Regions from separate parts of the Homo sapiens genome. Here all the other regions are linked to region 2. A link is a contact called in ENCODE Hi-C or POLR2A ChIA-PET data. All regions are on one chromosome and are shown on one strand. The core of a region is the stretch at or near the end of the contact, and the rest is flanking DNA. Distances in the headings are between cores, read along the strand shown. Region 1 holds the start of LNROP (long non-coding regulator of POU2F2). Region 2 holds the start of DMAC2 (distal membrane arm assembly component 2). Region 3 holds the start of LIPE-AS1 (LIPE antisense RNA 1).

Evidence for each region. A loop is a pair of places that touch in the nucleus more often than their neighbours do. ChIA-PET counts read pairs that join two places held with the same protein, here RNA polymerase II (POLR2A). Pooled maps may share reads with other maps.
Region 1: a pooled map shows a loop between it and region 2 (4-fold over the local background). The contact joins the promoter of LNROP here to the promoter of DMAC2 in region 2. A Hi-C loop is called at or near these places in 2 of 50 pooled maps. POLR2A ChIA-PET finds 5 or more read pairs at or near these places in 3 of 52 experiments (H1, RWPE1 and naive thymus-derived CD8-positive, alpha-beta T cell).
Region 3: a loop to region 2 is called in a pooled map, with 5 times the contacts of the local background. The contact joins the promoter of LIPE-AS1 here to the promoter of DMAC2 in region 2. A Hi-C loop is called at or near these places in 1 of 50 pooled maps. POLR2A ChIA-PET finds 5 or more read pairs at or near these places in 2 of 52 experiments (CD8-positive, alpha-beta memory T cell and H1).

What each region holds. Positions count from the first base shown.
Region 1 is chr19:42,129,557-42,134,481 of GRCh38, forward strand. It overlaps LNROP (long non-coding regulator of POU2F2), which reads left to right and starts at 3,073. Exons shown (of 3, transcript NR_038332.1): 1 at 3,073-3,205; 2 at 3,349-3,472. POU2F2 (POU class 2 homeobox 2) reads right to left here and starts at 2,890. Exons shown (of 15, transcript NM_001394376.1): 1 at 2,828-2,890. The coding sequence starts at 2,855. It overlaps MIR4323 (microRNA 4323), which reads right to left and starts at 3,957; the gene lies at 3,889-3,957. RefSeq lists enhancers at 332-441, 4,112-4,161 and a silencer at 3,572-3,831.
Region 2 is chr19:41,437,417-41,441,776 of GRCh38, forward strand. DMAC2 (distal membrane arm assembly component 2) reads right to left here and starts at 2,496. Exons shown (of 6, transcript NM_018035.3): 1 at 2,466-2,496; 2 at 802-998. The coding sequence starts at 2,483. RefSeq lists an enhancer at 2,231-2,400.
Region 3 is chr19:42,395,656-42,399,901 of GRCh38, forward strand. LIPE-AS1 (LIPE antisense RNA 1) reads left to right here and starts at 1,493. Exons shown (of 3, transcript NR_073180.1): 1 at 1,493-1,569. It overlaps LOC101930071 (a long non-coding RNA gene), which reads left to right and starts at 1,473. Exons shown (of 2, transcript NR_126041.1): 1 at 1,473-1,569. RefSeq lists enhancers at 1,020-1,159, 1,180-1,339, 1,194-1,877, 1,878-2,561.

The sequences.
Region 1 (4,925 bases), core at 1,823-4,322, 690 kb after region 2:
GAGGGCCCAAGGACTGCCCCTCACCCCTCCTGGCCCCACTTGTCCTGTCCCCTGGGTCCCCTGCCTCCGCAGCCTGCTTCAATTAGGGGTATGGCCTGGGAGCCCCTGTGGGCAGGTTGGTGCTGCCGGGAACCTCTGTGGGCCCAGCTGGCCGAGCCCCCGTCCTCCCCAGAAGCAGCACCTCACCCCTCCCCACCCCACAGCTGTCCCTGGGTGGCCTCAAGGGAGTGAACATTTCTGAGTTGTCAGGAGGGAGGGATGGAGATACAGGCAGCAGACACAACAAGAGAGGTGGCCCCACAGCTGCGCTGACAGCAGGCAAGAGCTGCCAACAGTACACACCCCATGGCCACAGCCAGGCAAGGCCCCGGCCAACACAATACAAGAAACAGATGTGCACAGATTCCAGACAGGAATGTGAACAGGTTTGCAGATACGACACATGCCCAGACATGATGCCACGGGCATATATGCAAAACACACACCCAAACGTGCGTACACACATGCACTCACACACACTCTCACACTGAGTGACACACAGCCAGCCAGACACACGTAAAAAGTATACAAACTCACACACCCGGAGTCGAACACAGACATACACCCTCCCCCTACATACTACACCCAGTCACTCACAGACTCAGACATGTGTACGCACACATGTACTTACACATGTTCTCACACCAAGTCACATCAGTCCAGCCAGAGATACACACCCAGACATGCACATGCTCACACAGAGTCACACACACAAACACAAGTGCACACACATACACCCAGAGTCACCTTATCCTGGAAGATGGCCAGGGCTGACCTCTGAACCCAGTTCACAGGTGTGGAGTCTGAGACCAGGCAGGGTGAGTGATCTGCCCACAGCCACACAGTGTATTAATTCATGTCCAGGCAGGGAAAATTCACCCCAGTCTTCCCACACTGGGCTGTTCTGTGAGAAATCCCAAGTAAAGGGTTTAGCCTACTGCCCAGCACCTCTGAGGTCCCCATTTAACCCCAGAGAGGAACGAGTCAGTGGGAGCAGACACCCTGGATCTCTGTGTCTACACTGTATGGACACACACACATATACACAGTTGCATACACAGTCACCTCAACAAATAAACATGTCACCCTGCAAATAGTCTTCCTTTCATCCCACCCCTCTCCTCACCGCCTTTGCTTGCTCATACCCACTCATTCTTCATATCCCTGCTCAGACACCCCCTTCCTCCAGGAAGCCCTCCTTGACACTCTACCAACTAAATCACATGTTTTCAGGGCTCCTACGATCCCCTAATACCTCCCCGTCCTGGCCCAACCCCTCTACCTATGTCCCCCTATCCCAGCCCTGACCCCTCTGCCTGGGCCTCCCCCATCCCAGCCCCAACCCCTCTACCTATGTCCCCCCATCCCAGCCCTGACCCCTCTGCCTGAGCCTCCCCAACCCCAGCCCTGACCCCTCTGCTTGGGGCCTCCCTCATCCCAGCCCCAACCCCTCTACCTTTGTCCCCCCATCCCACCCCGACACCTCTGCCTGTGCCCACCACCCCAGCCCTGACCCTTCTGCCTGGGCCTCCCCCATCCCAGCCCTGACCCCTCTGCCTGGGCCTCCCCCATCCCAGCCCTGATCCCTCTGCCTGGACCTCCCCCATCCCAGCCCTGACCTGTCTGTACTGTCATTGGTGACAGGTCTGTCTTCTCCAATAAACTGGGAGCTCCAGGAGGACAGACCTGAGCTACCCTTTCCACTGTACTTCCAACACCCAACACAGAACTACTCAATAGATACATGTTGGTGGAGGACACACGGGTGCCCGCACACAATGGCGCATATAGGACAGCACACACCACCAAACCAAGACTCATGCCCATGGTCATGCCTACACAGCCACAAATGAAACAGGCATGAAGGGCTGAGTGCTTGCCATGTTCCAGGCACTGTGCTAAGCATGCTACATGTATTACCTCATTTAAGACTCCCATCAACACTGCTGAGTGATAGCCATCACCATACAGACATATACACATTCTACTAAATGAGCCAACAGCTATAAATCACCTTGTACAGTGCCTGGTGCACAATGTTCACTCAGCCAACTGACATTTGGTGGAGAAGGCATTTAATAAGCACACAAACAAACACATAATGAAATTCCCAGCAGTGATACGTGCCGTGAAGAAAAGATAAAGCAGGGTGAGGGGACTGAGAGTGACAGGATCAGTGCCAGTTTAGATGGGGAGGTCAGGGAAGGCTGCCCTGAGGAGGTGACATCTGAGGTGAATGAAGTGAAGAAGGGAGCCAGGCAATCATCACCCCACAATGCCACACACAACAGCCCCCTACACTCACAAGCACACAGCAGTCCCACTCAGAGCACTCAGAACTACTGCACACACACATGCACACGCACACCTGTACCAGATGTGCACACACACACTCAAAAGGGAATGACATCCCCCAAGTCCAGCAACTTGGCATTCCAATCCCTTTGCAGCCCTTATCCAAGGATTGCCCATGTCACCCACCCCACTGGTTCTCCACATGAGGGCCCGCTACCAACACCCAGCTCCCTCCCTCCCGTCCCCAGACCCTTCGGAACAGGGCAACAGAGAAGAGAAGATGTTGGAAGTTCCGGTGCCTGATGTGGAAAGAGAGGGCAAAGAGGAGCTGTGGGGGTTAGCGGGGACCCGGCATGGGAGAGAGGGAGTTGCTAGAGTACAGAGGAGAAGGACAATGGAGACAGCTGAGGAGGAGGGGCAGGCAGGGCCCGCAGAGCAAACCTAAATGTGCTGCCTGTCCTCTGAGCAGTGGCACAGGCACCAGCCCCCTTACCTGGAGCCCCCATGCTGGAGTGAACCATGCTGCCCGCCCCGCCAGGGCTGGGGGAACAACTGTGTCATCTCCCCACCCTCTCTGGGGGCCGAGCCCTCCCTGCCGGAAGTCACTCAGGGAGGAAACCACAGGGCCGGTCCGCCCCCTTCAGAAGGGAAAATACCCTGGCCCACAGACCCGCCCCGGCAGCCCGGCCCACCCCAAATCATGTGTGTGTGCTGGGGGGTGGGGGCTAGTGGGGCAGAGGATAAGCAGGCTGGAAGAGCCGACTCCTACGGCTGCGATCCAAGAGGTGCCTGCAACAGTTGCCCCCCGACTTCTGTCGCCCCCATGGAGGCAAACAAGTCTGGAACAGGGAATGGGGGTCTGGGAGAGAAGGTGGGTCCACAGCAGTAACAACAATAAAACACTAGCCAGCAGCTTATTGGAGAGAGGGCTTTGCCGATGCCTGACCCTGTGCCTCACTCTTGACAGGTGCCATCTCCAATGTGGTGGTCACTCTTATTTGCCCCATTTTACAGATGAAAAGACTGAGGATCAGAGAGGTGAGCAGTAGCTTTCCCAAAGGCCCAGAGCCAAGAAGCGTTGAAGCTTAAAAGCACGCCGCGGCAGGGAAGATCAAGCAAGCCCTGCGCCTATCTGCAGGTGAGCTGTTGGGTGCCACCATTGGGAGGAAGTGGTGCCCGTGGGCAGTGGTAGTGGGGACGGTGGGTCGGGGACTTGGCCTGGGGCTACAATAAGTCGCCGGCCAAATGCGGGCGCCCGAGGCGGCTCCAGTGGAGGGGAGCACCAGGTCCCCGGGCTGCCGGCTGGCTCTTCGCGCTGCGGCGCTCCCATTTCAGCGCTTCCCTCCGTGCCCGCCAGAGGGCGGCAGCGCCCAGCCAATGGGCCGGAGGGCGGGGCCGGCTGCGGAGAAGGGAGCCCCTCCCTCCGCTCCCCTCCCCAACACCCTCCCAACACCTCCGCTCGCACACCTGCGAGGGTCACACAAAGGCGCAGGACTCCCGGCGCACCGCAGCTCAGACAAAGGCGCGCCCGAGTCCGCTGCCCTCTTCCTCTTGGTGCCCGAGGTCTGAGGCTGTGGGGCTGCCTGGCGTCTCCAGACACCCCACATGCCCGCCTGGGCCCCGCAGGACATCCTGCGCCCCGTGGCTGGGGGGCCCCCTAAACCACAGGTGCATGCACAGACGCCTGGACTCACCCTCACACACACAAGTATTTCTACAGATGAACCCCAGCACTTCACACACACACACGTGTGCACACACACGTGCATGAACACATCTATGTGCACAGGCCCCAACACCAGCCCTCCCTGCTGACGATGGTCACTCCCATATACTGATACCTCCTCTACTCCCTCACATGGACCCATGGGCACAAGGGCACTTCTACACATATGTGCCCAAGCATACTTCCTGGCCACTCGCACCCACTCACACACAGGCACACTCAGAAAGGGTATACTACAGGCACAACTACAGGAGTGCCCTCCCCTGACTGCACACGTGCCCTGTGCACCCAGACACACCCAGGCAAGCAGGTGGGCACAACAGGAAGGACTGGCAGTTCTCATATATGCACACGAGAGGTGACCGTTTCCCGGCATCTACACTCCACAACATCCCGTATCGTAAAGGCCATTTCACAGAGGAGATCCACAGACCACACAGCAACTGGCCACAGGATTTCTATACATGAGGGTCTTCCCGACAGCAGCCTGGTAGCAGTGGACACTGGAGCCTTGTCTCAAAGCGACATTTACGCAGTAAGCTTTGTTTTCAGTTAGGATTTGTTTTGGGGGGCTTGGAAATGGGGCTATAGGACATTATGGGGGGGGGCAAAACCTCACCAGCCACCCTTATGCTCCACCCTGGACAGACTCAACATCATCCACGTCAGGAACACGCTTTTGGATGTGACCCCATTCCAGCCCCCTAGAGCCAGCAGAGAAGGACCACCCACTTCCAGTGCGGCCAGGTCTGCAGTTCAGTCCTGGAGCCGGGGAAGGCTGTATACGCTCCCTGAGAGATGAAACAACCCCACACCTCTCGCCTCCCATGCTGGCTCCATTCTCAGTGCCTCAGACCAGAGCTGG
Region 2 (4,360 bases), core at 1,246-3,745:
GGCGGGGTGTGGTGGCTCATGCCTGTAATCCCAGCACTCTGGGAGACCGAGGCAGGCGGATCACCTGAGGTCAGGAGTTCGAGAGCAGCCTCGCTAACATGGTGAAAACCCATCTCTACTAAAAATACAAAAATTAGCTGGGCCTGGTGGCGGGCGCCTGTAATCCCAGCTACTTGGGAGGCGGAGGCAGGAGAATTGCTTGAACCTGGGAGGTGGAGGTTGCAGTGAGCTTAGATTGCGCCACTACACTCCAGGCTGGGAGACAGAGCAAGACTCCATCTCAGAAAAAAAAAAAAAAGAGTATGGGAACAAAAACCCAGTTAGCTTATTGAGTGATTCAACTATAAGGGATCAGGCTACGAATGGTGAAGGCAGTGAGAACTGGTCAAATCTGAGATATTCTAGTATTTTATTGATGGTCTGGATGTGGAGGGCAGGGAAGCAAAGAGAGGAATTAGGGATGACTCCTTAGAATTTGGCCTGAACAACTGGGTGGGCAGCACCAGTGTTTACTGGGATGGGAAGGCTTGGGAGTGAGCAGATGTTTTTAGGGGAGAAATCAGGGTTTGGCTTTAGCCATGTTAGGTTTGAGATGCCAGTTAGACTCTGAGTGGAGCTGGTGGGTGGCAAACTGCCTATGTGAGCTGGAGTCCTTGAGAAGGGTACAGCCTGGAGATGGAGCTGCAAGAGACATCAAGGCTGGCACTGGAAGCCACAGTGCTGCCTGGGAATGGCAAGGACAGGACCTGGGCTCTGGTGGGCCAGGGTCTCCACAGGGTCTTGCAGACCAGGGATTCTCACCGATTTTTCTCATGCACCTTGTACATCTCCCTTTGGAGCAAGTAATCCCTCAGAGCCTCCACATCGTAGAAATAGTTGGTCAGGAACTGGAGTATTGTCCTTTTCTTCTTCTGATTGCCCTCTGGGGCCACTGCCGCACCCAGGCGATGGATGCCCCTGATACGCCCATTCCACATGGGGGCGACCAGGCGCAGGGACTGGGGAGGGGGAGAGGAAAGGAGCTGAGCCTGGAGCCTCCTGGGAGACACAGAGCTGGATCCCCCAGTTCTTGCTCCATGAACCTCAATCCCTCTGCTTCCCAACTCACCCTAAGTTCTTCCTTCAAAACTTCAAAACTGTCTTTGAGATTCCAAAAATTTCCCCATGTTTTTTCCAAGTTCCTCCTCCCCTTAGTGAACCCTAAATTTTCTCGACTAGCCATATATTGTTGATTTTCCTAAATTCTTCCTCTAACTTTCCCCCAAACCCTTATCACTCAAAACCTGCATTATTTGACCTCTTAATTTTCCACAGATTTGCCCCTTAATTACCCAATTCTTCTGCTGGGGTCTTCCCAAATGACTTCTTTCTTTCCCCAGAATATAATCTTAAAAACTTATCTCCAAACCTCAAGGAGAGGGTGCTCTGAGCAATCCCTAAAACCAACCAAGCTTGTCCAACCCGCCGCCTGCATGCAGCCCAACACAAACATGCAAACTTTCTTAAAACATTAGGAGGATATTTTTGTGATTTTTTTTTTTTTTTTTTTGGCTCATCAGTTATGGTTAGTGTATTTTATGTGTGGCCCAAGACAATTCTTCTTCTTCGAACAGCGTGGCCCAGGGAAGCCAAAAGATTGGACACCCCTGAACCGAGAAGGGTATAAAAAGCATGAGCTTTGAAGAGGAGAGTAAGAAAGTCGAGGGGTGTGGCCAATGGGAAGAAGCCCCCAAACTCTTCAATTTTGCTTTCAAGGTCTCCTCTTAATCTACCCCAATTTCTCTTTGCTTTAACCAAATTCTTTTTTTTTTTCAAATTATCTCGATAATTTTACCCAAACCCTTATTTTCCTCAAAAGTTTAAAGCTGCCAACCTCTTTAATTTTCCCTAAATTCATTCCTTGATTTTAAATCCTCTGAAAGAATATCTCAAATTCTCCTCTTAATTTCACCCAGATCATGCCCTTAGAACCTCCAAATTGACCTCTTGGTTCCCCCACCCATCATGCTTTTGAGTTTTCTGTAAAAATTCGTCAATCTCCCACTAACTTTCCTTACATTCATCCTTCGGTCTTCTAAGACCAAATCCCACATCCTCGAACAATCCCTTCCAAGCTCTCTTATCCTACAGGCCCCACCCTTGCCTGTCCATTAGCTCCTTGTGTCATCCCTCCCTCTGATTGGTTAGTCGCGTCGCTCTTCGGCAGCCACTCCCTCATCCCCATTGGATACTCTCAGCCAAGTCCCTGCCTCCTCTCGCTCGCTAAAGCGTCTCCTCCGCCTGCGACCCTCACAGATCCTTCCTGGCCCCCACTAGCCACAGGTTTGCACTCCCAGTACGGGGCTTGCCAGGCTTAGCCTGCTGCCTCACGGCTTTCTGCTCTCGTGGCCGCCAACAGAGGCCCTGAATGCGGAGGCTGTAGAGCGGACTTCAAATTTGGGGCTCTAGGAACTCCGGTCACTTACCGCCCAGGGAGCCGCCATCTTGCTAAGGTTTCGTAACCGGAAGGGGCCGGTCTTATCCCACGCTCCTGGTTCAGCGCGAACTTATTCTCCTGTGGCCACGCCCCGCGTTTTCTAACCGTCCTCTTAAAGGTGCACGCACTTTTTACTCTTAAAGGGTTTAGGGATTGCTCACAGCGCCCTCTCCCTGAGCTTCAAAACGAGACACAGGTCGGGCTCACGCACCTGTGAACCCAGCACTTTGTGGAGGCCGAGGCGAAAGCATCGCTTGAAGCCAGGAGTTCGAGACCAGCCTGGGCAACATAGGGGAGCCTTTATCTCCACAAAGAAATAGGGCAACCTTATATCCACAAAAAATAAAATGTTAGCCGGGCGTGGTGGTGCACGCCTGTGGTCCCAGCTACTCACGAGGCTGAGGCGGGGGGATCACTTGAGCCGGGGAGGTCGAAGTTGCAGTGAGCTGTGATTGCGCCACTGCACTCCAGCCTGGGTGACAGAGCGAGACGCTGTCTCTTAAAACAAAAAATTGAAAAACAAAACAAACCCCAGGACTCCACAATCTTTCCCTAGGAGAAGATGGGGTGTTCTTCCCGGCAGAGTACCTTTCTTTCCTGACTGCAATTGCAGTCTCCCCAAGCTTTCTTATTCTTCCAGCTTCCACTCACTACCTCCTAAAAACAGGGAATGAGGGGGCTGAAAAGCTGACCACGTCATTTTTAAAAATTAGGGTCAGGTAAGAGAGTGGGTGAAGAGGTTAGATGTCAAGGTTAGAGACTGAGGTGAGATCTCAAGACCAGTTTGGAGTTGAAAGCTAGATCGCAGCATGAAGAGCCATTGTGAAGTCTTGTGGATAGAATTATTCATTCATTAGTTCCAAGAATATTTACTGAGCACCTACCACGTGATGGCAGGCACTGTTCTAGATGCCGAGGTTACCATGGTGAGCAGGACAGACCCAGTCCCTCTCTCAGGAAGTCAACATTCTGGGCTGGGAGAGGATGGATGTGGGAGAGGATGAATAAGAAACAAAGGAATCAGCAAGGCAATTTTGATGAGAAGCAGATAAAAAAAAGTGACTGGGTGTAGGGCCATCAGCAAAGGCCTCTCTGAAGAGGTGACATTGAAGTAGAAGTGAATGATAAGGAAAGAGCCATTCAAAGATCTAGGGGAAAAGCGCTGCAGGGAGAGGTAGCCTCTAGAGCAGAGAGGCCTTGAGGTGGGAACCAGCTTGCAGACAGAGATAGGAGACTGGGTTGAGAGGTGGGCAGGGGCTGACGGTGCAGGCCTGGTAGGGTTTTATTCTATTCACAGTGGGAAGAAGGGAGTGTCAAAATCGGATTTACATTTTGTAAAGATTATTTCTGCCAGGTGGAGAATGTACCTTAGAGCAGCGGTCCCTAACCGTTTTGTTACCAGGGACTGGTTTCGTGGAGGACAATTTTTCCATAGACTGGGGGTCGGGGGTGGGGTGGGGATGGTTTTGGGATGAAACTGTTCCACCTGAGATCATCAGGCATTAGATTCTCATAAGGAGCAGGCAACCTAGATCCCCCGCACGCACAGTTCACAATAGGGTTTGCCTCCTATGAGAATCTAATGCCACTGCTGATGTGACAGGAGGCGGAGCTCAGGCGGTAATGCTCACTTACCCGCTGCTCATCTCTTGCTGTGCGGCCCAGTTCCTAGCAGGCGAGGGGCTGGTACTGGTCCTTGGCCCAGGGACTGGGGACCCTTGCCTTAGAGGGCAAGGGTGGATGCAGGGGACCAGTAAAAGAGGCTGCTGTAGCAGTCTAGGCAAGAGATGAATGGGGATGGGGCAGAGGGAATGGTGAGAAGTGCTCAAATCCTGGGCCTGTTTTGAAGGTTAAGCCAACAGATTGAGAAACTAAAAGCAGACG
Region 3 (4,246 bases), core at 243-2,742, 960 kb after region 2:
GCCCCAAGGTGGCCCACTGCCTCCACAATGGGCCTCAGTGACAGTTCTGAGTGACCGAGATGCAGTGATGGGGAGGGACAGAGAAGGCCAGATCTGTCCAGATCAAAGAACAGAGGCCATGGGGGAAAGGTCCCTTCCAGGCGAAGGAGACCGCCATGAATCATGTTCTTATCACCTCCTAATAGGCTCATGATGCAAGTGCACCTCCTAATCACTATTTTCGACCCCAACCAGGCTCACGCCCACAGTCAGAAGGGTTGGACAAGCTTAGTATCGTGGATTCACGGGAGAAAATATCTGGGAGACCCCATCCTTGGACCTGCTTTCCCCAGGACCCAGGAGTCCGGGTCCCCAGCTCTCCAGTTCCCCAGCCCCAGGAGTCCCAGCTCTCAGCCCCTCTCCTTTTGTTTGTTGCCTGCGTTTTCTTTTTTCTCTCTGGGCCTGTAACTCTTTGTTTATCTCCATCTATGTTTTGTGTCTCTCTTGTATCTTTACATCTGTATCTGGATTCTCCCTCACTAGGCCTCAATTTTCTCACTTGTAAACTGGGGATAATACTACTAATAATAATCCAATCTCTCAGAGCTGTGGCGAGGAAGACATGAGATAATTATGTAAAATGCTCAGCACAGAACCAGGCCACAGTAAACTCAGTACAAGAGAGCTCTGTTATTATTACTGTTTTATTTTTGCCATCTCCCCTTTGGTATCTCTATTTTTCTCTTAGTCTCACGTGAGTCTCCAGTCTCCTCTAGCTCTGGGTTCCTTTTGCAGACAGCACCTGCCTCTGACTTCCCTTTTCGGGATGAGGAAAGGGCATATCCAGGCCAGAGCTTCCCCTGAGCCTCTTCCTTCTCCCTCTCCATTACAAGCTCCGCCTCATTACCCAGAACACTTGCCTGGGGGTAAGGCCTGGCTCCCTTCCCATAAATAGCCTCATAAAATCCTGAACCCCAAACCTGTCATCCCTGGGCGGGCGAGTGACTCAAGATCCCGGAGTTCCCGCTCCTAGACACCAAACCTTCAGGTTTCCAGCCCCCTCCTCCCTCTGACCCAGGAGTCCGGGCCCCTAGTCCCTCCTTCCTCGGGTCCCAGACTTCTCCTCCTTCAGAACCAAGGAGTCTGAACTCTCAAATCCCCAACCTTCCTCAAGACCCAAGGATCGGGTCAGCAAACAGCCTAGGTATGTGGGGCCAGAAACTCCATTCACGACCATTCTGCGACCGTCTACGCCCAGGGCTCCCACCCCGACTCAGTCCCTCCGGAGGCGGGTCCGACACGCGAGGCGCTTCTTTGGAGTCTGGCGGCGAAAGCTATCCATGACGTCAGTCACTATCTTCCAGCCAATGGACACTCGGCCTTCTACCTCCCTGGGCCACTCAGGACCCTTTGCCTGGTAGGCGGGGCCCACAGCCCAACTCGGGCAGCGATAGGCTTTCGGAGACGCCAGTCTCTGCCAGGCCCAGTCAGTCGGCCAATAGACCCGGAACCTGAGGGATCGGAATCCTGGTCCACTCCGCAGAGGCCCGAGCGGGCTCGCGAGGGAACGGGTTCTCCGAGTCTGGCCGGGTAAGCCCTTTCCAGCACGCCTAGTATTAGGATTCTGCACATAGCTCGGGTGGAAAACCGTGAGGCTTAGTGAGGCTTGAGGCGGAGGGGGGAGGAGCTCAGTCCCGGCGAACCCATCTTGCTTTCTTGGAGAAACTGAGACCGGGATACTGGATCTGTTATTCATCCATCCGTTCCTCCCACCCTAAGCCTGATTCTCGTCTGCTCCTGCCTTCCTGTTCCTTCATCCGTTCTGCCCTTCCTGCCCTCAATTCTCTCACTCACGGATTCCCTCGTCTAGCCACTCACTCACACACTCTCCCACCTATTAGTTAGACAAACATTTCCTGAGGCTTCTGGTGTGCCAAGCCTCGTGCTGGGCGATGCTGGTGACCAAGATGAGTCAGGCCTGGGCCGTGCCCTCAAGGAGCCCGGGTCAGATGGGAGGATGGACGTTGATGGGCATGGGTGTGCGGAGACGGTGGGAGCCCAGGAGAGACTTTTTTGAGTTTGGCGTGGTCGGGAAAGGGTTTCCAGGGGAGGGGCCATTGGAGCTGGATCTTGGAGGAGCAGAAGGTGCCAGGCAAAGTGGAGATGCCAGGCAAAATGGGTGTGGGGAGGGTGTTTCAGCGTGACCAAAGACAGGGAGGCATGCAGGAGCAGTACTGCGTGCAGGTGCCTAAGCGGAAGGCCAGTCAAGTCTGTATGGCCAGCAGGGGAACTGTAAGGCTGGAGGAGGCCGAAGAGATGAGCAGAGGCCAGGCTGAGGAGCTTGGACTTTGTCCTGAGGGTGAGGGGGTAGTGGAGAGCCATGGAAGGGTTGAGAGTAGTGGAGGACAAGGTCATAGTTGGTCCAGAACTGGAGGAATGAGACTGGAAGCCAGTAGCCCAGGAGGTGGCTCTGGCAGGGATTCAGGTAGGAGAGAGTGGAGCCTGGATCAGGGAAGAGGCCGAGGGGATAAGATAGAGATTCAGGAGGCAAGGCTTGGTGCTGTGGCTCGTGTCTGTAATCCCAGCACTTTGGAAAGTTGAGGCGGGAAGATCACTTGAGCCAAGGAGTTCAAGACCAGCCTGGGCAACATAGTGACAGCCTCATCTCTACAAAAAATTAGCCAGGTGTGGCCAGGCGCGGTGACTCACTCCTGTAGTCCCAGCACTTTGGGAGGCCGAGGCGGGTGGATCACGAGGTCAGGAGTTCAAGACCAGCCTGGCCAAGATGGTGAAACCCTGTCTTTACTAAAAATGCAAAAAATTAGACAGGCTTGGTGGTGGGCACCTGTAATCCCAGCTACTCGGGAGGCTAAGGCAGAAAATTGCTTGAACCCAGGACGGGGAGGTTGCAGTGAGCTGAGATCGCGCCACTGCACCCCAGCCTGGGCCACAGAGTGAGACTCAAAATAAAAAAAAAAAAAAGAAAAATTAGCCAGGTGTGGTGGTGCATGCCTATGGTCCAAGCTACTGAGGAGGCTGAAGCAGGAGGATCACTTGAGCCCGGGAAGTCGAGGCTGCAGTGAGCCAAGATGGTGCCACTGCACTCCAACCTGCACAAGAGTGAGACCTTATCTCAAAAAAAAAAAAAAAAAAAAAGAAAGAAAGAAAAATAAATAAGGAGATTCAGGAGGCAGAGAGAACAGAAAGTGGGGATTGATGGGCTATGGGACAAGGGGTTGTCCAGCATGAGACCCAGAGCTCTAGTCTGGAGGACAGTGGAGCCATCTCTGAGGTGGGGACAGGAAAAGAGGAGCAGGTTGATGGGTAGTGACTGTTTTGACAGAGGTGACCAAGGGGTTCTATGAGTTGGACAAGGAGAGTGGTGACTCAGGCCAGTGGATCTGGACCTTCAGGAAGAGTTCTGGGCTACAGCTCCCTGCCCCAGCACAGGCCCTGACTCAGAAGTCACTTGCTGGGTGAACGAGGACCTCTGAGCTGAGGATCCCTTGCTTCGCACCCCGTGAGGAAACGGCTTTCTTGTTTCTGCATCTTCAGTCTCTCCCACTCCTCCAGCATTCAAACATGTCCATCATCTCTAAACACATGTGCCCTGTATCAGGCTCTCTTGTGGCGCCCACTGGCTCAATCCCTTACCTTCCACTCCCTCTTCAACCCACTATGTCTGGCTGCCTAACGGCCATGACCCTGCAGTGGCTCTGGACAAGGTCACTGAGGTCACCTGCTCATTGCTGACACCTGAGGGTAACATTTCAATCCTCATCTGACCTGGTCCACTCCCTGAAACTCCCTTCACCCTACATCCTCCTTCCTGGGCAGCTTCCTCCCTCTCTGGCTGCTCCTTAGAACCCGCCAGCCTTGCCTTCCACTGCCCACCCCCGCCCACCCCTTTACTAGGGGTGTGATCCTCAGGGCTGTCTCTGTCCTGGCCCTCTTGTTGCTTGTCCCACCTGCCCAGGCTTCCTGGAAAGGTTCTAGTCCCTTGGTTCCACCTAGACTGCATTTTTTTTTTTTTTTGAGGCAGAGTCTCATTCTATTGCCCAGACTGGAGTGCAGTGGTGCAGTCTCGGCCGACTGCAACTTCTGCCTTCCAGGTTCAAGCGATTCTCTTGCCTCAGCCTCTCAGTTAGTTGGGATTACAGGCGTGCACCACCACACCTGGCTAATTTTTGTATTTTTAGTAGAGACAGTGTTTCACCATGTTGGCTGGGCTAGTCTTGAACTCCTGACCTCAGGTGATCCACCCGCC